6 separate regions of the Homo sapiens genome follow, and regions 1, 2, 3, 4 and 6 are each linked to region 5. Evidence: chromatin loops called from intact Hi-C (ENCODE). Cell type or tissue: heart right ventricle. All regions are shown on one strand. Region 1 overlaps TNS3 (tensin 3). Region 2 overlaps TNS3 (tensin 3). Region 3 overlaps TNS3 (tensin 3). Region 4 overlaps TNS3 (tensin 3). Region 5 overlaps TNS3 (tensin 3). Region 6 overlaps TNS3 (tensin 3).

Region 1 (5,000 bases), 130 kb after region 5:
CCAGCTACTTGAGAGGATGAGGTGGGAGGATGATCTGAGCCCGAGAAGTCACTGAGAGGCTGCAGTCAGCCGTGATCATGCCACTGCACTCCAGCCTGGGCGACAGTGAGACTCAAAAAAAAAAAAAAAAAAAAAAAAAGGCAGCCTGGAACAGGGCGGTCTTTGCAGGCTTACCTTTTGCAGGTTTAACCTTAACCACAGATTCTACCTGGGCCTCCCTTTTCTCTTTCTCTTATTTGGGTGTTGAAGGCTGTGATAAGAGCATGCCAACAGGGACACAGGTGAGGGAGGCATGGGCTGGGCAGAGGCTGGGTGGGAGGCTTTGCTGTCTGGGTTTTTTCACCCTGGAAAACAAGAGAACAAAAGAAGCAACTTGTGTTTCTATCTCATGGAAACTCTAATCACTAAGGGCTTGGATTTGATTGACATTGGCGATAGGGTCCACAAGGAAACCACAGCTTGGGAAGGCTTCTGAGGACGTGAGCAGGCAGCTCTCTTTTCAAAACACCTAGAGAGTGGAACCTTGCCTCTATTAAAAATACAAAAAAATTAGCTGGGCATGGTAGCAGGCACCTGTAGTCCCAGCTACTTGGGAGGCTGAGGCAGGAGAATGGCATGAACCTGGGAGGTGGAGCTTGCAGTGAGCTGAGATCGTGCCACTGCACTCCAGCCTGTGCAACAGCAAGACTCTATCTCAAAACAAAACAAAACAAAAGAAAAAAACACCTAGAGAGTGAGTTTGCAACACAGATTTGCAGGACTGGTGCCTACAAGTAGAGAGAGTTTTTTAAACCTTATATGAGGTTAGGATTTCGGGTTTCTCAGGAGCCAGGTTTAATATAACCTATAGCAAGTTAGTTTCTCAGTCATCCTTCAGTCATGAAATGCATTATGGTGCACACACAGGGTTTAGATTTGTGCAACCCAAGTGTAGGTGTATTGTTTACTTTCAAATAAAGACTTACAGTGACATTGTATCCCTGAGTCTCCTCTTGACAAGCACAGTATTTCAGAAACTCTTGGCGGCAGTTCCAGTTCAGTATGGGGCCTGGTTCTCATTTTAGTCCAAGTCAAAGCAGCTGAGGGGGTTCTACCCCAGTGTGTCAGGGGGACCTGTCATAGGCATGTCCTCTACTTGGTTCCAGATTTAACCCCTGAATGATTCAGGGGGATTTTAGTCACATGAGATCTCAGACGCTGACTTGGAAGTGATGGAAGGGCCATAGTTTCTCTGCCCTTTTTGGCACGGGGCTAGAACAGCTCCCCCAAGCAAGAGTCTTTTATCCTCACTGATGTTCATGTGATTCAGGGGCAGCCTGTGCAGGAGAGGGTGTGGACCACCTGAAAGCCAGGAGATGGAAGGAGAACAGAGTTTTGGTGTCAGAAGGTGCTACTGCAGCTTAACTGTGGGATTCCAACACGTCCGCCCACCAAATCCTCATTTCCTCATCACCATCCCTATGTTACCAACCTGTAACATGTAACATAGGGGTGGTGATGTCTGCTTACTGGGGTTTCTGCTGGGCTCCGTGCAATGCTCTTCAGGGTTGTGCTATGGAAGCTGCTGAGCACCACATGCCTTGGAGGTGGCCAGACCTGTGTTTGCACATCTGGAGGCATGAGGTGGACAGATGCGGGTCTGGGGCTGGGGATTTGAGTGGGTGTCAAGCTGTCTGTGTTTTTGGAGGGTGGCCCTGAGCTGTGCTGGGTTTCTCGCCTCGATTTTAAGTGGATGTAGACTTACATAGAAAATTGGGTATGTTGGGGGACGGGCTGAATTCCTCCTTCCTGCCCCTCTTCCCAATACAGAGGTTAAGGAAGGGGTGTCTCTGGGCAATGCTGGGACACTTTACAGGAACCCTGCATTTCCGAACACTTCATGTAAGCAACTTTGTGCAATTCAACACTTTCTGACTTTTCACCAGCTCAGGTGCTGGGGCCTCCCTGTGGTGATAGCACAGATTACAGTTTCCTCCATTGGCCTTGACCTTAGAAATTATATAACTATTGGTTTAAAAGGTTTTTTTTGTTTGTTTTTTTGGCAGTGGTTGCAATTTGTATGGTTTCGGGGTTTGAACATTGGAGTTACTGTATCGAGGCCTATAATGCTGAATTGGATTCAGAGACTATTGGATTGAGAAGATCCCGTGGGTCTGTCTGACCTGCCCTTCTCACTCTGCAGCTGAGGAAATGGGCCCTGGGTTCCGTCAGGGACAGCAGAGTCCTCATGCCTTCTGGGACCCTTCCCTCCTTCCCTCCTGCCGTCAGGGCCCCGCCTGAGGGACGGTGACACTCCTACCCCATCACGTTGGTGCCGGCAGTGAGCAGTCACGTATTTGTGTGGTTGTCATCTTGGAATGATGTGTCATGTGAGAGTTAAATAGTTTTGCCCCATGAGTTATATAATGCTGTTTATATGTTAAGTTGCGTGCCAGTCTTTCACGGTCAAATGATAAGCGTGACATAGGGTCTGAAGCGACAGCCCACTTGTAGGAACTGGGCCAGTGTACTCCAGCATGGCATTGCAATGGGAGTCACTGTATTTTGGATGCGTGGTCTGGTGAAGATGTGGGACACATATAGTCAGATCCTGGTGGGTTCATGTAAGACCCAGGACCATGGTCGATCAAACTCCTTGCTGTTCTCCCCTGAGATGTTGGCTTATTGAATACTTTTTTGAATTAAATGGGACCCTGGTTAAGCTGAGTTTCCCCATAATGAGATTGGCTCTATTAGGATTGCATCTGAGCTGCTTGAATTTGAGTGTTACATGTACAGATTGTATGAATTAACCTAAACGGGTTTTTGATGTATCATTTCCTTACCTTTTCGGAGACTTCATTTTAGTGCATTCAGTTTACTCTGGGATTGTATTCTAAATACTTTTTTTTTGTTGTTTATTTGTTTGGGACAGAGTCTTGCTCTGTTGCCCAGGCTGGAGTGCAGTGGCACGATCTTGGCTCACTGCAACCTCCTCCTCCCAGGTTCAAGTGATTCTTGTGCCTCAGCCTCCCGAGTAGCTAGGATTACAGGTGTGCGCCACCACGCAGGCTAATTTTTGTATTTTTAGTAGAGACGTGGTTTCACCATGTTGGCCAGGGTGGTCTTGAACTCCTGGCTTCAAGTGATCTGCCCGCCTCGGCCTCTCAAAGTGCTGGGATTACAGGTGTGAGCCACTGTGCCCGGCCGTATTCTAAATACTTTTTATACACACTGACAAGTTGTCCTCTGAAATCTTGCATCTGTTTATATTTCATCAAAACTTTAAAAAATGTTTTCAAGATTTTTATTTTTGCTGCTCTACTAGGCAAAAGAGTAGTCTTCTGTTTTGTAGCTGTCTAGTCTGAGCTGTGAAAGGCTTTGGGTTAGGGCTTTGAGAAGATCAGAGGAACATGTTTGGAGCCTCCTGCAGCTTTGTGGGCATAGGGGATGAGCAGGGGGTGCAGCTCAGATGTCAGGGGTGGGCGGGGTCTGGAGACCACGGGACTTCACTTGACCAGGTCTGCCCAGCACGGGCAGTGGCCATGCGGTGCCAGGCTGGATTCCAAGCCATTGACAGAATTACCTCAGTGAATCCCTGGACAGCTCCATGAGACTGGCCCTGTCTGTTACTATTCTCACTTCAAAAGGCAGGAGACAAAGAAGTGGAGTGGCCAAGGGGCTTTCCCGGGAAAAACAATGAGGAGGTGGACCCAGGGCTGAGCTCACCGGCACCTTGGTGTAGAACTGAAGAGCACGCCCCTAGATCCTGCCCCTGTCTTGGGAGGCTGAGACGATGATCTCTGTGGTTTTGGAATTGGCGCTAGGCTTTGCATTGGTATGATTTCAGGAAAACATCTGTATTGTTGGTCTCCGAAATATACATAGAATTTGTTTTCTGTTCATTTCTTGCCTAAGGAGTCCAGGTGAGCTGCACCTGCCTGAGTGGGATCCCAGGTGTGATCGGGGGTGTTGATGCCTCTGATGGTGGTGTCTGTGGGCCTGCTTTGATCGGGGAGCAGGAGGAGTGCCGGAGGCTCTGTGTCCCCCCAACTCGGGGGTCTCTGGGCTCCTGTGTGCAGCATTACCTGGCTTGGGGCAGAAAGAGACTTTGAGGGAGCCCTGTAGTGGGTGTCTGGGTTTCCCCATTCACCTCTGCCATCTGACAAGATCGCTTCCCTCTTTGAGTCCCAATTTCCTCACTTCTGAAATATTGAAGAGCCTTCTTACTCACACAGTTGCTGGGCATTTTTCCTGAAATAGTAGATCTCTGTCACCATAGTATATAACAACCCTTACACACAAGGAAGAGTTATATAACTATAAAGTAATTATAACCCGAGTCTTTTCTCCCTGTTGAATAGGCTCTTTAAAAAAGAGTAGGTATGACTGAGAATTCCTGAAAGTCACTCATTAATTGGTTCTTTCAAGTAAATAATAGCAGCCATGATAGTCATAGCGCTGGTGTCATCTGGCACCTCCTGTGTTGGAGGGCAGGGCACTGTTTGCAGGCCAAGCGATGCCTACCTTGCCCTGACTGGAGGGTGGCCTCACTGGCTCCTGTGAAAGCCCGTCCTGATGCTGGTTAGTGGCACTGCGTCCTCTGGTGAGCTGAATCACACAACATGGTGTAGACCCTTCTGAGGTGATAAGGTGGGCTTGTAGTTACGATTGACTTGCTGTTTATGATTAAACTGTGGAACGGCTGTCATTGTTCCCTCTCAGTGGTGTCTGTGTCATGTAGACTGGCAGGAAAGGAAACTTCAAAATGACCCTTGTTTTGTTATTTGCAGGCTCCAGGGAGTTCCACGCTGTCCAGTTCTCTCTGCCGTGATAAACCTCTGCGGTGAGTGTCTGTGTGGGTCATGCATTCCTGTGTCTCTGGCTGTAGGTCAGCTCTCTACAGAGGAAACTTGGGCATGGCATCATTTTCTTCTGTAGAAATCATAATTTCTGCTTTGGTTGTAAACATTGCCAATCAAAGGTGATACAGGCCAGGTTTTCTGTCCGTTTCTAAATGC
Region 2 (5,000 bases), 78 kb after region 5:
ATGACAAGAAAGTATATATATTTTCTAAATTTTCTTCTGAGAATGGGGTCTGCTCTTTTAAGCAAACAAATTCCATTTAGTGGGCTTAATTAGTGCCTCAGACTTAGCCTGAGGCCCACCTGAAAGTGGTTCCATATGGCTAATGGCAGAGCCGTGGGCTTAATATTTTCTGACACTGGAATCCAAGTGCCTCTTGCTCGATGCTGCCTTGGTTCTGGCCAGCTCTGTGACCTTTCCCCTGACTGGCTGCCCTTCTTTCTACTCCCCCCAGCCTCCTGCATTTGCACAGGCTCACCCTGCCTTGGCTCACCCCACAGAGGACTTCCGTAGTCCTGGCCCACATCGCTGCAGCCAGGGTATCTGGGCCTAGGGCAGAGCTGGGTGCTGCAGGTGTCCCTGCCTGCTTGGTCTTGGACTTCTGATGTGATTTCCCACAAGCCCCTGACGAGCAGGTACAGATGCATCCCCAGCCCTCCGCCTCTCTCACCTGTGCCTGGCGTTCTGTACTGCGTGTGCGTGGACTCTCCCACTCAGACTCTGTTTGCGTTGGCCACCATCGCTTTTACTCCCGCTTCTCTTGAAACACGTTCTGGCCGGTGGTGTGCAGATGAGGGTTTATACCCTGCTGGGGGTGCAGCGGGCTGATTGGCAGCCTCTGCTGATTCCCCTGGTGAAAATACCTCACCTCCCCCCGCCTGCTTCCAAGCTACCAGCCTGACATTAATCAGCTTGAAACACTCCTGAAAATGCCATTTGGCTCCAGCACCTCCTGCCCATCAGCTCTGGTCACAGGGGAAACGTCCCTCCTTCCACACATGTGGCCCCAGGTGCTCTTTCTGCTGACTCTGGCTGCCATCTGCAGGAGCCCTTGGCCCCTTTCTAGAAGACCCCAAACTCTGTATTCCCCTGTGTGAGCTCACATCCTGTTCAGTGATGTCCTTTTTTGACGTGCTTATCTTACTACCCCTTTTTTCAGACCACCATTCAGTTTTTGAACTGCTCAGAGTCTATAATGTATGCTTCCTCCCATTATCCTGTCACCCCTCCTCCAGGCTCACTGGGGTCCTCTCCTCTCCTCAATCCAGGGCCTCTTCACCTCTGGGCTTCTGGGCTGGGTGGCATCGGGGCCTCTCCCCAGCCCTGTGGCACCGTGTGCTCCTTCTGGATCACAGCTCTTCCTCTCTGACCCTGCCTCTGGCTCTGTCCAGGTTAGAAATCCACTTGTCATAATGTGTGTGGTTTCGTCCACTGCTCTCCTGAGTGGTCTGTCCTTACCCCTTCCCTCTGCCGAGATGGAGGAGGAAGGTGTGCTGCAGTTGGGGAGCTGCAGAACGGCCTGTTCTCTTTCAATGTTTAGACACCATATGCAGTGCATCTTTTTAAAATTTCTACTACAGTCATTCTTCCACATGGATGCCACCCACCCTGGCATCTAGCAATGTCATCTCTGCAGAAGCTTATCTCCGGGACTTTCTGGCAGTCCTGGGCCCTGGCTCTGGCTGGGAGACTGCATTCTGGCTCTGAGTGTAGGTTCCCAGTGGGATCTTGTTCCTGAGACCTCTCTATGGCCCGTTCAGACTCAGGTCTTCCAGAGCCTGAGTTCAGGCTGGGAGAGGTGTTGGAAGCCCGCCCCTGTTGGGACATAACCATCCCTGTCAGGCTAGGAGAGACCTCTGCAGGCCTCGTCCTCAGGGCGGGGGTCGTGGCCCTGTGCCCACCATACTTCCAGATACCCCACTCTGTCTCGTGCAGCCCCTGCCCCAGACGCTGCCCTCTCATGTTGTCAGCGTGTGTGTCCATGAGTCTCAGCCCCCTAGACCACAGGACAGGCACTTAGTTGATGTGCGGCACTGAAGCCTGTGCTCTCTGGCGACTGCACCAGTGTTGCTGTGCATGCGCCTTCATGCCTCTCATTGAGACATGGCTTCACGTTCCATGGGGAGAAGAACGTTTCTTTTTTTTTTTTTTTTTTTTTGAGACGGAGTCTGGCTCTGTCGCCCAGGCTGGGGTGCAGTGGCGCAATCTCGGCTCACTGCAAGCTCCGCCTCCCGGGTTCACGCTATTCTCCTGCCTCAGCCTCCCGAGTAGCTGGGACTACAGGCGCCGGGGAGAAGAACGTTTCTAATCAAACCGCTGGCTTTATTTTTGTGGGGCTACTTCTGAAGGGTAGGTTTCCTAGTGAAGCCCCCATTTCTTCTTTTTTTCAGCCACATTTTTATCAGCGGGGCCAAAACCCATAACGAAGCATTCAAATCCCCACCTCCAGATTTTGAATTGTAAAATAAAACTTGTTTCACCATGGGTTTCCCCTTCCCCCCTTTTGTAAAGCAGTTAATTTTAGGCAGGGATTCAGGAAGTGCCTACTCCCATTTTCTGTCAAGCACAGAAATAGCTCGCGGGGCGCCCTCTCTCCGCCTCCCGGGAGCAGCTGGCGGAGTTCATTTTTGTGTGTTTCTAGGCATTTCAACTCCTGCCTTTCTGCGCACTGTGTGTGTGTCTGTGCACCCTCAACTCCAAATTACCCTGGAACTTTCCGAAGCCCGCAGGCTTCCTTTCTGTTCTTAATAAAGCGGTGTGCAAGGATCTGAGCTGTTAACCCTCCCTTATCACTGGAAACTGCCCCCTGTTCAGAAGGTCTTTAGAATAACAAACTCACAACTGTGTCTTTCAGGGGAGGTGGAGTGGATAGAATGGCTGAATGGTTGCAATACTGTGATGTGAGAAATTCTGCTTTCAGAATCTTTATCTAAAACCTTTCGCTTTTTCAGAGGTTTCTTTACTTCTAAAAAGCATTTGGAGGGGAGTCGATTGAACCTCAGGAGGTTGGTTAGAAAGCTTAGCACTGCCCAGCAAGAGCTGGAGTGGCCCAACCTTGAACAATGGGTGGGGTCAGTAGGAAGTAGACTTGTGGGCATTTTAAAGGTAGACCTGTTAGGATTGGCATACCCACCCGGTGGGTCAGAGGCACGGCTTGTGAGTAATCCTTAGGTTTTGAATTTGAGACACTGGGCAGAGAGGAATGCCACTGGCAGGATTTTGTGAACAGGGGTGGAAGTTTAGCTTTAGACCTGCAGGAACCAGTTTAGGTTTCATGGAATATGTTTATGTGGACATTAGAGTTAAATGGAATGCCATTATCAAGATTTTGTGAACAGGGGTGGCAGTTTAGCTTCAGACCAGCAGGAACTAGTTTGGGTTTCATGAAATATGCTTATGTGGACATTAGAGTTGGCCAGTTGGCCATTTGCAGCTCAATGCTTAATTTTAAAAGATTTGATAAGTTGTGAGCTCTTAGGGTTTCTCATGTTTTCTTTTCTTGTCAGCTTTTTTTTTTTTTTGAGACGGAGTCTCGCTCTGTTGCCCAGGCTGGAGTGCAGTGGCGCGATCTCGGCTCATTGCAAGCTCCGCCTCCTGGGTTCATGCCATTCTCCTGCCTCAGCCTCCCAAGTAGCTGGGACTACAGGCGCCCGCCACCATGCCCGGCTATTTTTTTTTTTTTTTTTGTATTTTTAGTAGAGACAGGGTTTCAGCGTGTTAGCCAGGATGGTCTCGATCTCCTGACCTCGTGATCCACCCGCCTTGGCCTCCCAAAGTGCTGGGATTACAGGTGTGAGCCACCGCGCCCGGCCTCTTGTCAGCCTTCTTTAGAGCAAAGGACAGTTGGTAAAACCCAAACTGTTCATCATGTGATTGTTAAACACTCTTGCCAAAATGTATTTCAGGGAAAATTTCTCTGGTGCCTACCTTTGTGGAATTTACCATTTTCTTCCCTGAATAACTGTTGTATGTTTATACCTTTTCTTCCATTTTAAACTGAATTTCGAAGGCAACTGCTAATTCTTTCTCATCTCCGAGTGCCCCGAAGTGTGATATTTGATATGCCATTCTGCAATGAATGAATGAATGAGAGGTTGAGACAACTGACCCAAAGTCTGGCGAAGTGACCAGCTCACTTATTTGTGCTATTCCTTTTCTTTACGGATGACCACTGAACATTGACTGTCAGAGCTCTGCGCTTCACTCTGGAGGGTGGTTTTATTCGAGATCTGGGCATCCCCTCCCTAGGGGTGACCACTTCCTCTGCCTTGTCATTAGCAACAGGTCAGTGGAAGCCAGGGCTTGATATGAAGAGCCTGCTATTGATTTCATATGGAAACCTCAGATGCCACAGACCCCCAAGAAGCAGGAGCTGGGGGTGGCATTAGCTGATGTCATCGCCCGAGGCTCTGCTCCCTGTGAGCTCAGTGCCGTCCTGATGAACGGGCCTTGGCTCTCACAGGCAGTGGGAGCTCCTCCTGCTCCAGAGCTCCATGTCCGGAACCCCGCCTTTCTCAGCATGAGGCTGGCGTGGTTGAAAATACAAACACCTGCTTGCCTGCTCCCTGGTGGATGTGGGGCCCACCCCTCATTTTAAAAGCCTCGGAAAACTGTGCTTTGTTTTAGTGTTACTGCCTCCTTGGACCTTTTCCTTTAAAATAAGAAGAGGATATTACAAAATCACAGGAGCAGAGGGTCATAACATTTCTGTGCTCTTCTCTTGAAGCAGAAATAAAAGCACATCTTATTTGTGTGTCTCCTGAAGAAGGGGCCTTGCCACTGGGCCTTGAGGCACAGGCACCTGCCCAGTAGGAGGTGGGCAGGTGGTTTTCCAGGCAGAGGGAGCAGCCTGGGCTGAGGCTCACAGGTGGGAGGTAGGGTTAGGCAAGGGAGTTGAGCCTGGACTATGTTGGCTGCAGGTGAGGAAAGAGGATAAGAAGAGATCAGGTGTGGGGAGCTGACAGTGCCAGGCCCTGGAGTCTACCGTGCGGCAGGCAGGGCAGCCTGCCGATATGCGGCTGTGTCCTCCATGAAGGCCTGCGCACCAGGCACATGGGCTCCAAACCCAGCCTTCCTGCTGCTGGCCAAACAGAGAGCTGTGGTGAGGGGCTGCCCCCACTGTGGGGTGGCCAGAGCCATGACAGAAAGCCAGTGTAGGGTGGACATGAGATGATGACTCCCTG
Region 3 (5,000 bases), 120 kb after region 5:
TTCATCGTCATGGATTCATCATCTGGCATTTGGGCTCCTTGAGCCCGGGCTTGAGCCTCTTTCTCATGCATCCTGTGAGCATGGCGTGTGTCACTCCTGGCTGCCCCACCCACCACACGCAGTGTGCCTCCATTTCTCTGCCCAGACTCTGTCCTCTGAAGGAATTTGCTCCTCCTGCCCCACCTCTGCCACAGGCGCCCACTTTGTATCAGATGCTTTCTAGCCATCCTGGCCTATCCCAAGAGCTGCCCTGATGGATCTGCAAAGTGGCCGTGGTTTCTAGAGCTGGAGACGAGCTCTTCTTCTCCCAGGTGCCCATCGCCGCCACCTCTGGCACTGCCTTCTCTCTCCTTTATGGGGTCTTAAATGTGTACTTATCCAGCACCTCCAGGACAGGATTCTCATCCATTCAGTTTTCAGTCCATCCTGGTCTTTCCCCTCTGTCACACCTGCATTCTCCCTGCAGTGCCTGAAATGGGCTAGCCCTCCTGCAAATACTTGTTTGCATTTGTGGATATGAAAGGGAAGCAGGGCTGCTCAGAGCCCTCTCTGCTTGTTGTTTCCAGGGTTATCCATATGAATCTGATTATTGTGGGATAAACTCCAGGTTAAGGCTGCTCTGTCAGTGTCAGTGCAATTCATTAGCTCTTCATTCTAAAGCAAAAGCCCTGCTGTGCCCTTCTGGGTGTGGAGGCAGGTATGGTCCTGGTCTGAGTTGGGGTGATCCTCTCAGCATTCTCTGGGCAGCCCCTTTGCCCATCAGAGTTGGCCAGGCTGGGGTGGGTGAATTAGGCCCTTCCCTCAGCCTTGCAAACATTGAGCTATTGTATGGAACCAGCTGGCTGCAGGGCCAGAGACCTATCTCTGTGGCCCATGGTGGTCAGCATCTGTGGGTCTTGCCCCCGTCAGCACCCCCGACATCCCATGTGGACAGGACCAGGTATCTGTATGCTGGGGGTTTGGTGGGGCTGTCCTTGGGATGCCTGTGCTGTGCCCTGAGGGGCTGGTTTCCAGGCTCTCTGCAGGGGGATCTGTGTGAGTTTGGGTGGGACATCTAACAGGACAGAACGCAGCTCTGCAGGGCATACTCCAGAGTGGACTCAGCATACATAACCCCTCCCACCTGCTGCAGGGCACTTTCAGACTCCGGAGATGACTGACATTAACACGGGCTCATTAACAATGTTGTCACCTTCTAGAGAAGGCACTTCCCTCCCAGGCCGCCCTTGCTAACTTGCTCGCCTATGGATGGGAGCCCCCTGCCTGGCTCTGCCTGGCTGGCCGCTGCCTGCAGTTGAGGACACTCCCATTGGGGGTACTTTGAGAGAGCTGGCTCTCTAGGGCTCGGCCTGTTTTCTGTCACCATGAAGTAAGGAATAAACTGGCCTGTCCTCAGGGTGCCACACCCTGCCCAGCTGTTGCCCCCCCAGAGCAGCCCCTCCCCATGGCCTTTCCTCCATTGTAAAATGCGGGAGTTGGACTGGAAACAACACATGCAACCCTCCTCTCTCCCCCAGGGCTGATGATGAGTGCTGCTGGCTTGGGCTTGGTGCCTTGAGGCATCTTCTTAGTCCCCACAGAGATCCTGGGAGGCTGGTGGTGTTGTCAGCTAGTTTCACAGAGGTGGAAACCAATGCTCGGAGGAGTTAAAGTCCTGTTTAGTGTCTCCGGGTCTGATGACTGTGGCCAGTAAAGGGACAGGTGGTCCTATTTTGACCCCCTGCCGTCACTGCTGTGTCTGCCCCTGCCAAATGGTGGGCAGGTGGCAGGAAGCGCAGGCTGCCTTGTGGAGCTGAGCCTGGTCTGAGCAGTGCACCCCTGGCTAGTTATAAACTGGGGCCCCCTGTTTGTGTTCAGCCTGGAAGGAGACACCACGTGGTTTCCAGTGGAATGGGCGCCCCCAGAACACCCTGCCCACTGATAGGGTTATGCTGGGGGCCCAATGAGGCCCTCCCCACCTCCCCTCCCTTGGTCCACTTTTCTATGTGAAGAAATGTTTTCGTTATGAAATAAGTGATAAAAATAAAAGAATGTAAGTGCATGTAAGATGTTACAAAAAAGCACACACAAATCTCCCTGTCAGTTAAAGGGACGTGACTGACCATGTAGTCATGAGATCAGTGAGATCAGTTTAAACAGCTGCCTGGGTGAGTCTAACAGCTGAGGACACGATGTGGCCCGGGCTGGCCACCCTTCCTCTTAGCTCTGAGTGCTAAGTGAGGAAATAAACCCGCCTCGGGCAGGTCCGGGACTCTATGTCACCAAGATCTGCCGTGTATCCGGCCTCCATCTCCCGTTTTGTAACTCAGAACCGTCTGGTGCCTCATTCCCATAACTGAGGTTTCGCTGCATACCTTTCCTTCTCTCTGGCCTGGCCACTCTTGTCTTTAACCCTGTTTTTGTGCTTGTTTATTGGTTTGGTTTTTATTTTAAAAATTTTATTTAGTTATGTTGAATTCATTCGATGAGTCATCTCAAATTCTATTTGGAATGAAGTGGAGCAAAAATGAACTAAGGAAGGAAGTGGTAAAGGAGAGAATGGGGTTGGGGGAGAGGAAGGAAAGAGGGAGGGAGGAAGGCCAGTGGGCATCAGGCATCTGTTACCTGGGATACAGAGGTGAGTAACCTGCCCTCCCAGCAGCTCGAAGTAGGTTTTGTTTTTCCTGGGGGAACTTTTGAGAGGCGGTTCTCCCTAGTGGCTAGTCCCCAGGAAGGCACAGCCACTCAGCTTCCTGGTCAGAAGGCTCTCCCGGAGAGCGCTGTTCTTGTTCCTGTCCCTCAGGCCCTTGGCAGGCTGGCCCTCGGCAGGCTGGCCCTCAGCCCCGGGCGGACATTGTCCTGTGAGCTCCATGCCTGCGTGCTCACCGTGGGGCCGGGCACACCTGCCAGCTGCTCCTGGCTGTGGTTCTGGGGACTCCCACACTCACCAGGCTCTCCCACCTGGTGGGCTATTCCAGCTGCCTCCTTTATGCCCAGAGCTGCCGAGACATTAACACGAAGAGGGGTGTGCTTGACTAAAGCAGGGGAAGGAGCGAAACGTAGGAGGAGCTGTTTCTGGAAGGGAAAAGCAGCCCTGGCCGGTGGTCCCTGCCCAGGCCCAGCACAGTAAGTTCCCAACTCCCCACGTGCCGCCTCTCGGCTGGGCTGGCACTGGGCACTTTGTCTGTCCCTGGCCACCCTCCTCTGTGGCCTCCGGTACTGGCTGCTTTGCAGTGAAGGGGCATTTCCAAGTCATTTTTCCCCTTTCACTTCAATGCTGCAGATGTTCGGTGGGACCTTGTGTCCTAAGAACCATCCGCCCCATCTGCCCCTTCTTGGGAAACTTATTTGTGAGAAGAGCAAAGGGGAGCTTCCGACTTCTTTGGAAATGCTGACATCTCTGTGTCCTCCCTGAGTGTTGCTTACCTCTCCCTGCTGCCAGTCTTCCTGAGCTGCCTCCTTCCATATGGTTCCAAACCAGCCTGAGCTCCTGGCCAGGGAGGCAGGATCCTGTGACTATTTCGTTACAAATAAATAGAGATACAATCTTAGTCTGTTGTTTCTCATAGTTGAACATGAAGGTAAAATGACAAGATGACTTTATTTTAGTTTCCCACCCTCCATGGGGTGTACTTTCTCTGGCAGTTCTTAACGATTGCTGCTTATGTTTAAAAGCATTAAGCAGAAAATCAAGTTGGGCAATCCTGACAATTAATTGGTTCCTGGTATTCTTGTTCTGGAAGGGAAAAAAATGTCTTATTAACTGTGTGGCTTTGGGAAAATCACTTACCCTCTCTGAGCATTGTTTCTCCTACTGTTAAATGGGCATTGTGGTCACAGCTGGTTTTGTGATCTAAGGGGGATCCTAATAACTTGTGGATAAAGTGCATTTCCAGGGCCTCACAGAGGCCTGACACAGAAATAAGATGATGGAATAAGTAGCTAATATTTCTTTGGCACTTATTACTGGCCAGGCACTGTTCTAAGCCCTATGTTTATGTTTCCTTATTTAATCCTTCCAAGAATGCTGTTTCTGTCTCCCTTTTCCAGATGAGAAAACTGAGTCACACAGAGGGCAAGTAAATTCCCAAGATCAGACGGCTTACTCGAGCAGTAGAGCTGGCTGCCTACCCAGGCATTAGTATTACAAAGAGTGTGTGCTGAACCCCCAAGTCGTATGTGCTGGGTGGTGGAGGAATCAATGAAGGATGAACAAATAAATGCCTTGAAATTTGCCAGCTGAATGTTGTTCAGGTTGTTGCCTTTGAAAAAGATTTTACATTTATTTCTTCTCCATTTGCTTGGTGAAACAAAAACAGAATGTGCAGAGGTGTCTCAGCCCAACCTGTTTAATTGTCCTCACCTCACACATGGCCCGGCAGCTGTGATCTGTGTCTCTCGTCACCGGGCTGTTCATAGTCCTGCTTCCTTGTGGATTTATCCGTGGCTTTTGTTTCTTTTGATTTATTTATTTATTGGAGATGGAGTCTCGCTCTGTTGCCCAGGCTGGAGTGCAGTGGCACCATCTCGGCTCACTGCAATCTCCACCTCCTGGGTTTGAGCGATTTTCCTGCCTTAGCCTCTGGAGTACCTGGGACTACAGCCACATACCACCACGCCCGGCTAATTTTTTGTATTTTTAGTAGAGACAGGATTTCGCCATGTTGGCCAGGTTGGTCTCGAACTCCTGGCCTCAAGTGATCCATTTGCCTCCACCTCCCAAAATGCTGGGATTACAGACGTGAGCCACTGTGCCTGGCCTTTTGTTTCTTTTTACAGAGCTGTTTACACTGCTAGTTTTCAGGGCTGGTCAGGCTGCTAGGAGCAGCGCACAGGCCCTGGGGACACCCAGGGGAGCTGATATTCTCTTTGCAGGCTTAGGCCTTGCTGGGATTCCTAACATGACGTCCATAAAAGGGCTGCTTTTTCTTATTTTTTAGACAGCGTCTCAGGCTGGAGTGCAATGACATGATCTTGGCTCACTGCAACCTCCACCTCCTGGGTTCAAACAATCCTCCTGC
Region 4 (5,000 bases), 89 kb after region 5:
CAGAATATGCATGTTTATACAGAATATGTAGTGCATCAGCTATACCCACACGGCTTTAGAGAAACTGATGGAAAAATGTCACTTTCTATATGGCTGTTTACAAAGTGAAATTTAATAAGAAACAACAATAAAAGCTGAGTTTGGAGTTTTATTGTGTTCATCAAAAGGAAAACAATGTCGGTCAAGCACGAGGAGAACTGAGTTGTCCTTTATTTCTCCCAGGACTTGGATCTCCCAGAAGTAAGCAGAGAGGGATTGGTTCAGGTTTGAAGAGTTGATCTCACTCCTTACTGAGGAAGATCTGCACCCGAGGCCCTGTGTCTGTTAGCACTGGGGGTAATGGTGGCCGGGCCAGTGCACCTTGGATGAAAGCACTTTCTAAGGCAGAATGTACTTGTTAGCTGAAGTGCTTTCATTCACCTTGGGGGATGGAACTGCAGGGCTAAGCTTTGTTGTGTGTGCACACACACAAACACACAGAGACACATACAGGTATACACTCACACACGGAGACACACACAGACACGCTCTCACATCAATACACACACATGAGGCATAGGCATACATAGAAACACACACAGACACACTTACAAAACTCAGTTTCACACATGCACGTTCATACATTCTCACAAGCACACACGCTCACACCCCCTACACTTTTACACTCCCATGCACATAACTACTGACTCACCCACTCATATGCAAACTCACAACACTCTCAAACTTACACACATTCACACAAAAGAATATATTTGCAGATATCCACAGTAAAATATACCTAGTCAAACACAGACACCACCACATGTAGTCACTCACACACACACACTCACCCACACACCCACACTCACACACCTGCACTCACCCCCACACACACTCACCTCCACACACCCACACTCACACACCCACACTCACCCACATTCACACACCCACACTCACACTCATCCACACACACATACGCTCACCCACACACTCACATTCCCAAGGACACAGTCATGACTTGGTGGCAAGCACTTGTCCCTCTGCCCCTCTGTCCTGTGGACCTGCTGGCTTGGGGACAAGGTTATTGATGCCAGTGTACCCAGGCACCCACGTAGCCAGGTGTGGGGCAGGCACAGCAGTGTTTGTTTGTGGTTTCCTTGGGAACAGTAGATTAGGATCCCAGGATAGCTGAAAGAAGGCAATAAAGAGGCTCCCAAACAGGCTTCTCAGAGGGGCCCTCGCCTCCACCATGGGAGGGACGGATCCCGGGGATGCCACAGCCCATGGCTTTTGGCCCACAGCCCATGACCCACTGCCTTCTCTCCAGCCTTCTGTAGCTGCTAACGGGAGCTGCTCTGCCCCCTTCCTTGTCTCACTGTTGTCACCTCTTGTCACCCTAATCCCTGAGGGAGCTGCTCATTATGAGAGAGGGTGCAGCTCCTATCAGGAGAGGAGCCTGGAGCTGGGGCACCAGCTGGAGTCATCTCTGGGAGAGTTCCCGTGGCTGGCGCTGGCCCTCTCTGAGACGCAGCTTCTCATACACAGAGTGGGGGCTCGCTGGCCTTATTGTGAGGGCTACAGAGAAAGACCTACAGACAGGGCACTGTTTCGTGTTTATCCAGCTGATTCGAGTCCACACATTGGATGAGCCGTGGGCCTCCCCAGGAGTGTGCCTTGACACAGGGAACGCTGCCTGGTTCTTGTCTCATCCTTTCACGCCCCTGCAGCTCACTCAGCATCATGTTACAGAGCAGGCAAAGCACAAGGCCAGCGGGTGCCCATCTAGACTCCTGGCCATGCCACCGCACACATCCCAGCCATGCTGGCTGTGCACTGATGGGGCCAGGCGCAGCTCAGAGGCTTCTGGTTGGCGTCTGCAGGACGGTCTCAGGGGATGCAGTGCACCGGGACCCTCCCAGCCCTGCAGCGTTGGGTGGCTGCTCTCTCTGAATAAGTCAGACTGGCATGTTAAGAACATAAGTGCTAAAGAAGTGTTAGCTTCTTTGTGCCGAGGAAGGCCAAGCCCACCTGGAGTTGGCCCCGACCCACGGTGCTTCCCTCTGTCCAGTGAAAACAGTGAAAGAACCCCACAGTGCTGGGGAATGTGTGATCAGAGCTGGAGTTTGAGGTGAGGAGAGCAAGCAGGTGTGCCTTACTCCCTTACCTGGCTCCATCCACAGGAGATACCCTCCTGATGCATGGGAGGCAGGGCAGCCTGTAGATCAGTGGAGAGCTGTGTGCGCTCCAGCAGGGATGCAGCTCTGTGCACGGAAGCACTGTGCTTCTGCCTCTGCTAAGGCTGAAGAACAGCAAGTGACACTTGACTGTCCAGCAAATGCAGCTGATAGCACCGTCGCACAGTCCCCATAGGTTCCTTGGTGCTGAGCAGGCCGGTATGAGCATCCCCAGCCCGGCCGCCTCATCCTGTGGTTCTGTCTGTGGTCAGCTTACCTGCCTTAGTATAAGGGAGGAAAAGTGTGACGGAAATACAGTCTCTTTTCAGGGACTTCCTGTCCTGGAATCTGGTTTTAGCCACATTGAAAGAACAAGTGCCCTCTGTGTTCACTTGGTCATGGTTTTTGCTAAATGAGATGTTTGTACTTATAGAAATGATGAGTTTTCTCTTTATCAACAGGTGACTCTTTGCTTCTAGAATGTCCCTTTTTCTCTGGTTGGTGCTCCATGTGCATTTTTATTTGCAAATCCACTCCCACAAAAGGTCTTTCCTGAGACATTTTTGTCTGCATTTTGTAACAGCACATGTGCAAACAGACAGTAGGGCCTGTGACTGGTTCTCTTGGAAGAGAGGAGCAAGTTCAGTAGGATGCGAATGTGGAGGCTCAGGGCAAGGCTGCCTGCCATTTGCTCTGCAGAACCTGGGGGCTGCTCGCCCCCTACTGTTCCCCAGCTCACTTTCTTAAAAACGATTCATTTTATGCAGTTTCTATTACGTGAGCCGTAAGCTCTGTGGGGTTAGGGACCAGTCTGCTTCATTTCCAAGTGAAGTCCTGGCAGGAGAAGGCTGTCAGTGAAAATGTGCAGCACAAGTGATGGATGGAGTTCGACAAGATTGGGCGTGCCAACTTATCGCGCGAGCCGGTTAGCCATATAAGCCGTGGATGGTCTGGGGTGAGATGGGACTCGGGCAGTCCCGGCTTACAGAGCTCACCTCTCCTTTTCTGTAGGACACCCTGGGGCCAGGCCAGGTGGTGGGCCGTTATTGCACCCCATCTGGCCACAGAGGGATGTGGGAACACACAGACCTGGCTTCTGGACCAAATCCTTAAGTGGCTGCCGTCTTTAAAACTCAAGTTTCTGACATTGCACAAGGCTTTTCTTTTCATTGTCTCAACAAACGTGTGCTTCCAGAGAGTGAATTTAAAAAATGTATTATAGACTGTATTTTTAAGAGAGTTTTAGATTTATACAAAAATCAGACACTCAGGCCAGGTATGGTGGCTCACGCCTGTAATCCCAGTACTTTGGGAGGCCGAGGTGGGTGGATCATGAGGTCAGGAGATCGAGACTATCCTGGCTCACACAGTGAAACCCCATCTCTACTAAAAATACAAAAAATTAGCCAGGCGTGGTGGCGGGCGCCTGTAGTCCCAGCTACTCGAGAGGCTGAGGCAGGAGAATGGCGTGAACCCGGGAGGCGGAGCTTGCAGTGAGCCAAGATCGTGCCACTGCACTCTAGCCTGGGTGACAGAGTGAGACTCCGTCTCAAAAAAAAAAAAAAAATTGGACACACTCTTCTTCCTCTTCATATATAAACATTTTCCATTCCTGTGGTACATTTGTTACACTTGATTAGCCAATATTGATACAGTCTTAGTAACCAGAGCCCTCGGTTTACATTAGGATTCTCTCCTGGTGTTGTACATTCTGTGGGTTTAGACAAATGCAGAATGACGTGCGTCCATCCTTATAGTGTCAAGCAGAATAGCTTCATGGCCCTAAAGAGTCTCTGTGCTCTGCCTGTTCCTCTCTCCCTCCTAATCCCTGGCTTTCACTGACCTTTTCACTGTCCCATAGTTTTGCCTTTTCCAGAATGTCACAGAGTTGAAATCATACAGTATGTGGCCTTTTCAGAGTGGCTTCTTTCACTTAGTAATATGCATTTAAGTTTCCTCTTTGTGTTTTCCTGCCTTCATAGCTCATTTTTTTTTTCATCATGCTTGACATGCCATTGCAGGAATGCTGATAGTGAGTTTGAAAGGCAGGGGCCCTGATTCTTCGCACATTTCTTGCCTGCATGTCACATGTGGAGTGAGGCAACAAGATGCATGTGTGCACTGAGTAGATACCATGCTTGAGGGGAGATAAGTCACACCGCTCTGTTAACCATGGGGTCTCCTTGTCCGGCTGTTTCCGCCATCCTGTAAGGTTTTGTCTGTGACTCCTTCTGTTTCCAAAGCTGTTTTTGTTTTGTTTTGCTTTACATTTATTTGTTTACTTATTCTCTCATCCATTCATCAAACTTTAAAGGGGCCCTGAGAGAGGACCCCTGCCCCAGACATCCGTCTGAGTCAGAGCCATGGTGGAGTAATGATGTGTCCCAGACACAGGAACGGCCATGTGTCACATACTCCCTGAGGACTGGACTGCGTAAGATAAGCAAGAGGCTATAAATAGTTATCCTGGTAAAAGCCAAGATTACGCCGCCGCCCACTCCAAACCACAAGTACAATTAGTCAGATCTCTGAGATTCTCTACGATTCTCCTTCGGTTGCACATTTTCAGAAAACTCTTTGAGAAGGCAGGTGCCAGGGATCTGGAGGGGGCAGTGCCAGGAGAAAGCTAAGGAGTGAGGTCACTCACCAGGAACTGAATCCTGTTTGCTGGCGCCTGGCTCCTGAGCGGCCCCCCAGAGCAGCGCAATGCCTGCCTGGCTCCCTTAGCCCCTGCCCTGTGCCACTCTTCTGAGCTCCTCACGCGCCATCTCTTAATTCTCACCATGACCCTGCCCGGAAGGCACTATTGTTACCTGCAGTTTTCAGATGTGGAAACTGAGGCCCAGA
Region 5 (5,000 bases):
ACAGAGGTTCATATTTTAGCCTTCTTGTGTGCCATATGTTTTCTGTGCTTTTTTAATTTACCAAGCTGAGATCATACCATATGTATTATTTTGTATCCTGCATTTTAAAGTCAATGTGGCAGTATAAGCATTTCCCAATCCAGAAATAGCTCTGCATAAATATGACTGCTGATGACAGTATAGTACTCCAGTATGTGGATGTACCATGATATTTGGACTTCACTATTTGTTCATTGATCATTTACATCCTGTGTTATGCTTGCACATAGGTCTTTGGGCAGATCGTAGCTAGTCATGCTCTTGAAAGGATTTCTAGCAGACTCTTTGGCATCAAAGAATACAAACATCTTTTTTTTTAAGCTTTGGTAAAACATGCATAACATGAACTTTGTCGTTTTAATCATGTTTAACTGCGGCAGTTAGGCGACATTAAGAACCTTCACGTTGTGCAGCCATCACCACCCTCCAGCTCCAGAACTCTTTCCATTTTGCAGAACTGAAACTCGGTGTCCCTTAAGCACTAACTCCCCATGTTCCCCTCCCCCCAGTCCCTGGCAACCACCATTCTACTTTCTGTCCCTGTGAAACGGACTACATCGGGTGCCTCATACAAGTGGAATCATACAGTATTTGTATTTTTTGTGATTTGTTTATTTCACTTAGAATACTGTACTCAAGGTTTCATCCATGTTGTAGCATGTGTCACGATTTCTCTCTTTTTAAGGCTGAATAATACCGTGTGTGTGGGGGTGTGTGTGTGTGTGTGTGTGTCTGTATGAATAGCACATTTTGTTTATCCATTCATCTGTTGATACACTTCAGTTACTTCTACCCTTCGGCTGTTGTGAATAATGCTGCTATGGACATGGGTGTATAAGTCCCTGCTTTCCATTTTTTTTTTGGTGAGCACAAGCTTTTTGGAACTCCTTAGTATATATGGTCAAATTGCAGTTGAGACATAGGGTGCTGGCTGGATTCTCACGGTGTCCACCCGCTGTCCTTAAACATGGCTAGGTTATCACCCCCAGGGTAAAAACCAGGCCTGCAGGAAAAGGAAGAGGGAGACTTCTTACCAAGCTATTTTGACAGATTGTGTAAACTCTGTGATTAATGGGATGAGAAAGCAGGAAGAATGTCTTTCATTTAAAAAAAAAAGAGCCTTCGGGGTTGCTTGGTTTTATTTTCAATTAAAAGGGTCTGATTTTGTTTCTGGAGAATGGTTTTAATTTGGATAAATGGTTCAGTCTGGGAACCACATGCCAGAGCCTATGATCTATGAGTGCAATTACTCAGGGTTTCCTCGGCTGCTTTTCTGAGGGAACGGTCCAGAACTGGGCTCGCTCTGGTTTGGCTCTGTTAAAACGTCGATGCAGGCCCTGGGCAGTTGGAGTGAGGCGGTTCTTGTGATCAGTCCTTGAAGTGCAGCCATAATGCCCTCCCCATAATGCCTTCCCCAACTGATGGTGGTTAATTTTTACCCTCTAAGAATGTGTTCACAATTCCAAATCAGGAATGTCAACAGCAGGCTGTCGTTTTCCCCTCCTTGGAACATGTTGAACCAGAATTACTGGCATCTTTTCCAACGTGGGCATTTGCAGAATTGGTGGGATTTGGGGGCTCAAGGAGGAGGCAGACTCATCCTAATGTTTCTCCTCTGGATTACTTGAGGTCCCTGGCCGGGCAGGCCTGCAGGCCCAGAGACGGGGTGGTGGGTTGCTCTATCTGGAGTCAACTGGTGTTTCTTTCCAAGAGGATGCTGGGCTGGGGGAGGTGAGGGACTAAATCCTGGGCGACTTTGCAGAAGGACCCGTCGCGATGGAGGGGCAGCGTGGGCAGAGGCCCTGGGCAGGGCCACCTGCTGTGTTCTGGAGTAGCAAAGGGGATTTGCAGAAGGCAAAGAAGAATACAAAGACACAAGGTAGGGTGTTTCACCCTTTCGGAGAACTGTGGCAAAGCCCTGGACAACTTTCCATGGCGCTTGTAGATTTGAGACCAATGCCCCAGCGACCTAGCGGGCTGGTGGGAGGCAGCGTGGAGGGCGGCAGGGTGTCCCCAGGGTGGGAGGTGGAGAGAGTCTGCACAGAAATTTCCAAGAGCACAGCCCATAAGGGAAGAATAGGCTTGCTCGTGAGGTGGGTGAAGGCATTGCCCTGCTGGCTTGTATCAGGGCGTTGGCTCCTGGGTCCTCAACAAAGGGCATATTAGCATAATGAATAGTTAAGTTACTTGGTTGGGCTTCAGTCCTTGGGGCCGTGGTCTCTTTCCGAGGGAAGGACTGGTGGGTGGGCCCCACCTCTGGAGATCCAGCCTGCATTGGGACCACGTGGTTTGAGAAATGTTTTCCCAAGCCTGGGCCACACGTGACCCTTGATTTCTGGGGCAGCCCTGGTGGCAACTCCCCACATATCCCTGTGAGGCCTTTCTCATTTTCCACTGGCAAGGATTCAGGTGTAACCAGATTATTCTGATGAAAAATTTGAGTGAGACAGGTAACCCGCAACACACAGAGTTGCTATGTTTTGCTCTTTTTTTTTTTTTTGAGACGGAGTCTCGTTCTGTCGCCCAGGCACGATCTCAGCTCACTGCAACCTCCCCATCCCGGGTTCAAATAATTCTTCTGCCTCAGCCTCCATAGCTGGGACTACAGACGTGTGCCACCACGCCCCGCTAATTTTTGTATTTTTAGTAGAGACAGTGTTTCACCATGTTGGCCAGGCTGGTCTCGAACTCCTGACCTCAGGCGATCTGCCCGCCTCGGCCTCCCAAAGTGCTGGGATTACAGGCCTTAGCCACTGCACCCGATCATGTGTTGCTCTTTAACTCCCCACCCCCACCTCCATTAAATAGGAATAATCCAAAACATAGGTCATCGAGAGCATACTGTGCTTTTAAGGCATTTTGCTTATTATTAGTAGAGATTTTGCGACAACTGGAATGGTGTTTATTCACTTTTTAAAGGCTCACTCTTCTCACAGGATAACAGAACACACGATCATTCATTTTCCTCTTCCCACGAAGGTGTTTGCAGCAGTGGGCGTGAGAAGCATAGTGTGTGTGTGACTACCGCGCGAATGGTTCTCCCAAACCTGGATCCCGACCTAGGCGTTGCCGTTGCCGGTCTCTGGGTGTCACCCTCCCATTTATGACTGTAGTGACTTCTCAGAACGCCCTGGAGGGATGGCCTTACTCCAAATGGTCCCTCGGCTGCCGGGCTATTTGTGAGTAAAAGATGTTTGTCAGTGCTGCTTCTTTTAGAACATGCCCATTCCACATCAGCTCAGCTTGTCGGGTGTCTGGTTGTCTGTGCGGAGCCCATGGGGAGGTCTCTGCAGCCTCACACCTAGCAGTGAGGTGGCCCCTCTGCGTGGTCATGCCCTGCGGAGTTGCATTCCTCTCCCTGATGGCTGGCTGCCAGGACCTGTGGGCCCTGGCGGTGAGAGGAGTGGGAGGTGCTGTGGCTCCTGCCAGGCTAGCTCTTCACAGACTGGGTTAGTTCTTCCAAAGCATAGTTCCCTGGGACACCACGCACGGGGCAAGCACAGCTGTGTGGCCAGCGGCATGCTGACAGGGCTAGACACGCACTGGGCCGCTTAATGCCGACCTTGGCCTGTGAGTCTGTGACCAGGACTCTTGGTGAGCGGCCAGCTGGGGGCTGTTGGTGCTGAGTTCAGCTTTGTAGCCAAAAAGGTTCCAGCTGATTTCCAGACAGACCCGGCTTCCGTTTTCAATGCCAAGATGAGCTGGGCGAATGAGTGGGAGCGGACAGAGGCTTTTGGCCGACTGTGATCGCTATTGTCTGGAGTCCCCTTGACCCTCTGGAGGTACTGCCTCTCCTTTCATTTGTACACACTGGTTTTTCTGCACGGTTTCGCCTCTTGTCAGCTCTGGGGACACCAGCTTTTCCGTTTCCCATACTGCCAGATGGCTTTGAGCAAACAAGAGGAAGTCCCCAGCGTGGGTGCAGCCTGTGGCTGCGTTGTCCTGCCTGTTTACCCTGGGGGTGAAGCGGAAAGGGAGCAGGCTTTGCAGGAACCCAGGTGGCACCCCTTCTCGTCCCTGCCACTTGTTCTCTTTGTGGCCCTGGGATGGTCCCCAAACTTCTCTGAAGTGGTGCTGAAAACTGTGTTGATAGCACGGACCTCACTGAGCTGTTAGGAGTAGCTGTCGACACTGTGTACCCGAGGTTCTTTCCAGTGGAAACCAGGTTAGCCTTCGATTCCTTTTCTTTCATCTGTGGTTGGTCACCCTTTTGAGAGCTCTGACCCCAAAAGAAGTGTTTTTCAGATTGGCCCAAGTTCCTCCACGTTGGGCCCCCCAAGACAGACTGACTGAGAAGGGAGTGGAGCTGTGGGCCTCCTGAGTCCTTCCCAGGCTATGTCCCTTCCAGAGTGGTCCAGGTGGGACGCTGACTACCAGAGGCCTGGCCCTCTGTTCTGAGGCCCAGTTAGCCATGGCCTTCATCTGCTCACATTCTGTGGGATTGGGTTGTGTAATTTTCGTTGTATCTCTCTGTCCTCATTAAATCTGAATTCCTCCAAGGACAAGAAGGCTGCTGCTGCTTAAAAAAAAAAAGAAAGAAAAAAAATGATAAGAGCTTTAGAAGGAGCTTAGAGTTAGCTACGTGTACTTGCCAAGGTGTGACATCACTCAGAGCCTCCATTCCATCCTCTGGACAGCCAGGGGCTGGCCTCCCAATCCGGTGCTCACTGGGCACACTTCACTATGGGAGGGGATAGTTACACATCTAGATGAAAACATTCTAGAAGTGATTGCTTACGAGGAGAGAGGGAAATGCCGGCACATTTTCCCAGGCTTTTGTTCATGTTTTTATTAGGGCCACAACTTTCATTCTTGGAGTTTTGCTTTGTAAATTATTCCTTTAACTTGCAGAAGAGAACCATTTACAACTCATCTTACAGACTTGAGAATCTAGCCTACTGATATTTCCTTGGAAAATAGCCACATTGCAAGTTGTTGTGTTATTGAAAGTTGATGACAAA
Region 6 (5,000 bases), 140 kb after region 5:
GGCCCTCTCCTCCTCAGGGCTTCCTCCTTCATCACTGAGGCGGTGTGCTCTGCAGGACCATGGCTCCTTCCTTTGGAAGCCACTCCCAGGCTGGTCAGCGCATCCTGAGTCTCCTCTCTGGCCATCCTTCCCCTCTTCCCCAGTCCCCCTTCCCCAAAGAGACCATGCAGAGGGCCTGGAGCCCTGGCCAGCACCTGTCTGTGGGGCCTTGTCAGGGCCAGAGCTCTCCCTGCAAAATGGCTATGGCAGGGATCTTTTTCTTGTGCAGGGTTAGAAATGAACTGTGGGTCACAAAGCAGCGCCCCCCCTTGTCATAAACAGGGCTTGCTGGGTGACCAGGACAAGCCCCCACCCTCCACTTTCCTCACATCTCTGACTCTGAAGTGAGAGGGACGTTTAGTTAATTTTTAAGGCTCCTTGCTGCTGGAACATTATTATTATTATTATTATTATTATTATTATTTTCATTTTGAACTACTTGAGTATTTAGCAAGGTTCCACAAATGGCTGTGATTTTTCAGTGAACTTAGGCCATGGCTTTTGGCCGGGCATGAACTCAGCCCTTTCCAGGCCTGGGGCCACCAGGCCATAGAGGAGGGACAGCCTTCCCCACCATGTACCACCTCTCTATCGGGTCAGTTTGTGTTGTCAGGAGCAAGACCGTGATATTTATTTTATATATATGTGTATATATATTTTATATTATATATTTTATACGTGTGTGTGTGTGTGTGTGTGTGTGTGTGTGTGTGTGTGTATCCTATATGTTGGGATATTTTGTAGCCATGAGAATTAAAAAAAAATAGTAACACAGTAAATCGCCTGGTTTAATACTAGTTGAAGAAGTAGAATATAGACTTTATGTGTAAGGGTTCTGTATGCCATCCTTATCTTATTTATTTTATTTGTTTTTTATTCTGTGACCACACAAGTCTGTATTTTTCAATCTTTTCTGATCCTCGGTACCTGGAAGGGAAACATCATGTAAAAATGCAATGTGTTTTCTGCTTTCATCTCTGATGTCAAGGATTTGTCTAAAAGCTTTTTTTCCCCCTGATTTGTGAGTGTGAAGATTTTAGATATTTTTTTAAAAAATTAGTATTAATTAAAATTAAATAAAAATTAAAGTATTAATTTTTAAAATATTAAAATCTATTTTATGCAAGGCAATTTTTCCTCTCTTTTATAGGTATTAAACCTTTCAGAAAAGAGATATGACCTTACGAAGCTTAACCCAAAGGTACAGAGTTCATCCCTTTATATTCTGCATTTTGTAAAATGTAAACAATGCTTATTTTGTGCAAAAATAATTTGCTACTAGTCTTTGTGGAATGTGACTTGATAAGGAGTATTAGGAATTGTTCATATCAATTATTTTAATTACTTTTTTTTCAGTTTGAAATAGTTAGAGATTCGTAGGAAGTTGTGAAAATAATACAGAGATCTCCTGTACTTCTCACCCAGTCTTTCCAGTGGGAGAATCTTACAACACTAATAGTGAAATATCTAGGTCAGGAAGTTGGCATTGGTATAGTCCACGGACCTCACTCACATTTCCCTGGTTTTGCGTACATGTGTGTTTCTCGGCATCGTGTGTATAGATGATAAATACTAATATATATGTATAGAACAAATCTATACACATGATGCTTCCTCCTCCCGCCTCCTGGGATCTTTCATATATACTGCATATATATATGCATGGAACAAATCTATAACAAATATATGTATAGAATAAATCTAAACTGCATCATGTGTATAGATTTGTTAAGCCACCACAAACAAGAGACAAAACATTTCCATCAGCATGGGGCTCTCTTCTGCTAGTATCTCTTTATGGTCATACTAATCCACTCCTTTCATGATAATTTTCATTTTTTAAAAAATTTTTAAAATTTTTTCAAATTTTACTTTAAGTTCTGGGATACAGGTGCAGAACGTGCAGGTTTGTTACATAGATACACATATGCCATGGTGATTTGCTGCACCTATCAACCTGTCATCTAGGTTTTAGGCCCCTCATGCATTAAGTATTTGTCCTAATGCTCTCATTCCCCTTGCCCCTCACCCTTCATGATCATTTTCAACAGCAAAGTTTGGGATAATTTTAAGACTGAGTCAACATAAGTTGTGGTACATATATGTATGTATATTCTATATGTTGAAATATTTTGCAGCCATTAGAGTAACAAAGCAGAAACATGATAAGTTGCCTATTTTAATACTAGTTAACAATAGTAGAGTATAGAATTTATGTATAATAGTATCTCAATTATGCTAAATGTATACAGAAAAGAGACTAAGGGATTCATGAAAACATTGCAGTGGTTATCTTTGAGTGGTGGCAGGGGTAGTGACTTTTCCTACTTCCTGGCAACTTTCTGAAATTTCCAACAGTCTTACACTATTTCTACGACTTTCATCATAAGATAGAGCTCCTTGTCCTCGTCCTACTGACAAAAGGAAATCAAAGGAAAAGCAACACCCCCGTGTGGCCACTGTGGGCCACTGTGGACTTGTGTGTGCCTCAGGACGCTCAGAGCTGCAGTTCTGCACCGAGTCACTGTGTCTTTAGCACATGGTGGTGATTTTCTTTGTCCAAGCACCAAACTTAATTAGAGTTTTGAAGGTGCTTCCTCCTTAAGTGCTGCCTTTCCAGGAGATTGTCTCTGAGGTGTTGTCCGCACGGTGTGGGAGATGGCTGGCTGCACTCTCCAAACTGGGATTTTAACCCGAGTGGGGAGATTTTGGCAGCAGCTTGGGCCTAGGACTCCTGTTTGTGATCTCACTGGACTGCAGCCCCGTCCACACAACCTGCACCATCAGCAACTCAAAGACCTTTCTAGAATTGTCACCCCAGCTGCAGAAGAGCAGATGAGCCCCTGGAAGAAGAGGCATCACATGGGCAGTATAATGCTTTATTTTTTCTTCCCAGTGAAGGAAGTTGATCCTCATGCTCACTGAGTTTTAGGAAAGGGTCACCCAGCATGTTCTTTACTCCCAAATGAAATGTACTGATGATGAAAGAAGTCATTGTGAGATGGCCTCAGAAGGTTTTAGGAAATGGAAACCGAGGAAGCTCCCCTTTCTTGTTGCAGATCATGGATGTGGGCTGGCCAGAGCTCCACGCACCGCCCCTGGATAAGATGTGTACCATATGCAAGGCGCAGGAGTCCTGGCTGAACAGCAACCTCCAGCATGTGGTCGTCATTCACTGCAGGGTGAGTGCGCCCCCTCTCACATTTGGGGGTCTGGCTGGGCTTCAGCCTTTGGAGTTGAGATGGAGACCAATGCTGCATCTGAGCACATTTCCGCTTTGAGCTGGTGCGATGTGCTCCTTATGGGTTTGTCTTTAGGTTTTCCTACTTGCTCTTAAAGAAGGAAACAGAGTTATCACACCTCCCCAAGTTTGGCTTTAGAATTTATAGGATTGTGGTCCCTGAATGTGTAGCTGGACATTTGAAACTGTTGACCCCAAATTGACCACGATTATGAGAGCAAATCGTTTCATTTTTATTAAATTTTATTTTTCATGGAAAGCCCTCCTTTTCAAAAGAGCTATGTATGCCCTTTTCAGATGGACTGTGTCAGACTTTCCATGCCATCTTGAGTTATGGTAATCAGTTGATGGACTAGATGATGGCATGATGCCATTGCAGTAAACGTGTTGTCCTTTCCACGTGGAGCCATTGCAGTGCAGACATGGCCTGTACATCTTCACAGAGTGGCCGGGACTGTCTGTCTGTCAGCCCCAGCAGGGTTGGTGGATGCCAGCAGCCCAGGTGCATAGCTGGTGGGCACTCCTCCTCCTGGCTGCATCGGGCTCCTTCCATGCTTCCTCCTCCCACCTCCTGGGATCTTTCCTCTTAATTCCCAGTTTTCTCAACTGCTTTGTACTGCTCCTCAAATGTGATTGTTGTTGAAAGGGGTTGGACTGAAAGCAAACTCACTGAGGGGTAAGTGTGTGAAGCTTAACCCTCCTGCCAGAAACTTACTATTAGAGAAAAGCTCTTATTCCAGTCACACCTTGAGTCAGGGAGGAATCCTTTGGGAAAGGATGTAGCCAGTGGGCTGGGGTCACTGTTCATTAATGGGCAGCTCCCTATTTTGTGTGTTTGACAAAGCATTCTTAGGACCATCAAAGTATCTAGGAAGTGTTGACGGTTCAAGATAGAAGTTTTTTTTTTTTTTTTCTTCCGGACTCTTTTACACTAAAAAACTGCACAGAAATCCATTGTATTATGGAATTTAGTTTGAAAGAAGCTTCCCTTTGAGTTATATTAGACTCTCAGTATATCTTTCCTGCAAAGGCACTAGGTAGGCTGGCTTGTGGATGGTGTTTACAGCTGTAAGGCATATGATGACCACTTGATGTGCAGAAAACTTCCATCGGGGCACACAGATGTTATTTGCTTCTCTCTAGTGTTGTCTCTTTCCTCACATCTAACTTGATCATATTTTCCCCCCAAATGGACAGGTACACCCATTAGGACCACCAAATCGTCCGTGATGACCTGATCTTTTCAAGTATTATTTTAGATTATGGATCCTTCACCCAAATTGTGTTTTGGTGCAAACTAAGAGAGAGAGAGAGAGAGAGAGAGAGAGAGAGAGAGAGATAGACAGACGGACTTTTAAATAAATATAATTCTTGTTAATTAAAACAACCTATGCTTTTCAGGCTTGGTGTGGTGATTTTGACACAGTGAGCCTGATATTGATGGATCATCATTGCCCAGGATCACGTAGCAAGCTGTTCTAAGCAGCATTCCTGAGCTGTGAGCCTGGGCCCAGCAGCAGCACCTGTGGAAAGTGCAGGTTCTAGGGCACACCCAGACCTGCTGCCTGCTGCATTGTCAGAAGTCTCTTGGAGTTGCTGGACTTGAAAAGTGCCATCCTTGGCCATTTATTCCATTTTAGTTGTTGTTCACTTCAATTTTTTAAATGAAATTGAAAGAAATGATGAGATTATTTAAAACATATGGGTCCTAGTGGGGACC

Evidence for each region. A loop is a pair of places that touch in the nucleus more often than their neighbours do. Peaks named below come from ENCODE experiments on the same cell type or tissue, not always from the same donor. Only the 100,000 strongest peaks of a DNase experiment are listed, where the experiment ranks them.
Region 1: a loop joins it to region 5, with 3 times the contacts of the local background. A loop is called at or near these places in 52 of 110 quality-filtered maps.
Region 2: it touches region 5 in a loop (2.8-fold over the local background); 20 of 110 quality-filtered maps call a loop at or near these places.
Region 3: a loop joins it to region 5, with 2.8 times the contacts of the local background. A loop is called at or near these places in 47 of 110 quality-filtered maps.
Region 4: a loop joins it to region 5, with 2.3 times the contacts of the local background. A loop is called at or near these places in 27 of 110 quality-filtered maps.
Region 6: a loop joins it to region 5, with 2.2 times the contacts of the local background. A loop is called at or near these places in 35 of 110 quality-filtered maps.

The regions. Positions count from the first base shown.
Region 1 is chr7:47,441,828-47,446,827 of GRCh38, reverse strand. TNS3 (tensin 3) reads left to right here. Exons shown (of 31, transcript NM_022748.12): 5 at 4,773-4,825. Among named protein-coding and RNA genes, the nearest start is that of SNORD151, 20 kb to the left of the region's middle. In heart right ventricle, a CTCF peak has its summit at 1,941; no DNase peak of the experiment used is centred here; H3K27ac peaks cover 1,204 bases.
Region 2 is chr7:47,492,166-47,497,165 of GRCh38, reverse strand. The region is part of intron 3 of TNS3 (tensin 3); the gene reads left to right. Among named protein-coding and RNA genes, the nearest start is that of SNORD151, 30 kb to the right of the region's middle. RefSeq lists an enhancer at 2,986-3,577. In heart right ventricle, CTCF peaks have their summits at 2,236 and 2,440; a DNase peak (open chromatin) is centred at 2,444; H3K4me3 peaks cover 658 bases; H3K27ac peaks cover 3,245 bases.
Region 3 is chr7:47,451,038-47,456,037 of GRCh38, reverse strand. All of the region lies in intron 4 of TNS3 (tensin 3), which reads left to right. Among named protein-coding and RNA genes, the nearest start is that of SNORD151, 11 kb to the left of the region's middle. In heart right ventricle, no CTCF peak of the experiment used is centred here; DNase peaks (open chromatin) are centred at 2,227 and 2,777; H3K4me3 peaks cover 1,498 bases; H3K27ac peaks cover 3,830 bases.
Region 4 is chr7:47,481,892-47,486,891 of GRCh38, reverse strand. All of the region lies in intron 3 of TNS3 (tensin 3), which reads left to right. Among named protein-coding and RNA genes, the nearest start is that of SNORD151, 20 kb to the right of the region's middle. RefSeq lists an enhancer at 4,354-4,901. In heart right ventricle, a CTCF peak has its summit at 2,850 (motif pointing left); DNase peaks (open chromatin) are centred at 1,117 and 4,597; H3K27ac peaks cover 4,194 bases.
Region 5 is chr7:47,570,398-47,575,397 of GRCh38, reverse strand. The region is part of intron 1 of TNS3 (tensin 3); the gene reads left to right. Among named protein-coding and RNA genes, the nearest start is that of TNS3, 9.2 kb to the left of the region's middle. In heart right ventricle, a CTCF peak has its summit at 3,117; DNase peaks (open chromatin) are centred at 537, 3,597, 3,993 and 4,663; H3K4me3 peaks cover 867 bases; H3K27ac peaks cover 4,462 bases.
Region 6 is chr7:47,433,503-47,438,502 of GRCh38, reverse strand. It overlaps TNS3 (tensin 3), which reads left to right. Exons shown (of 31, transcript NM_022748.12): 7 at 1,190-1,240; 8 at 3,099-3,221. Among named protein-coding and RNA genes, the nearest start is that of SNORD151, 29 kb to the left of the region's middle. In heart right ventricle, a CTCF peak has its summit at 2,491; a DNase peak (open chromatin) is centred at 2,512.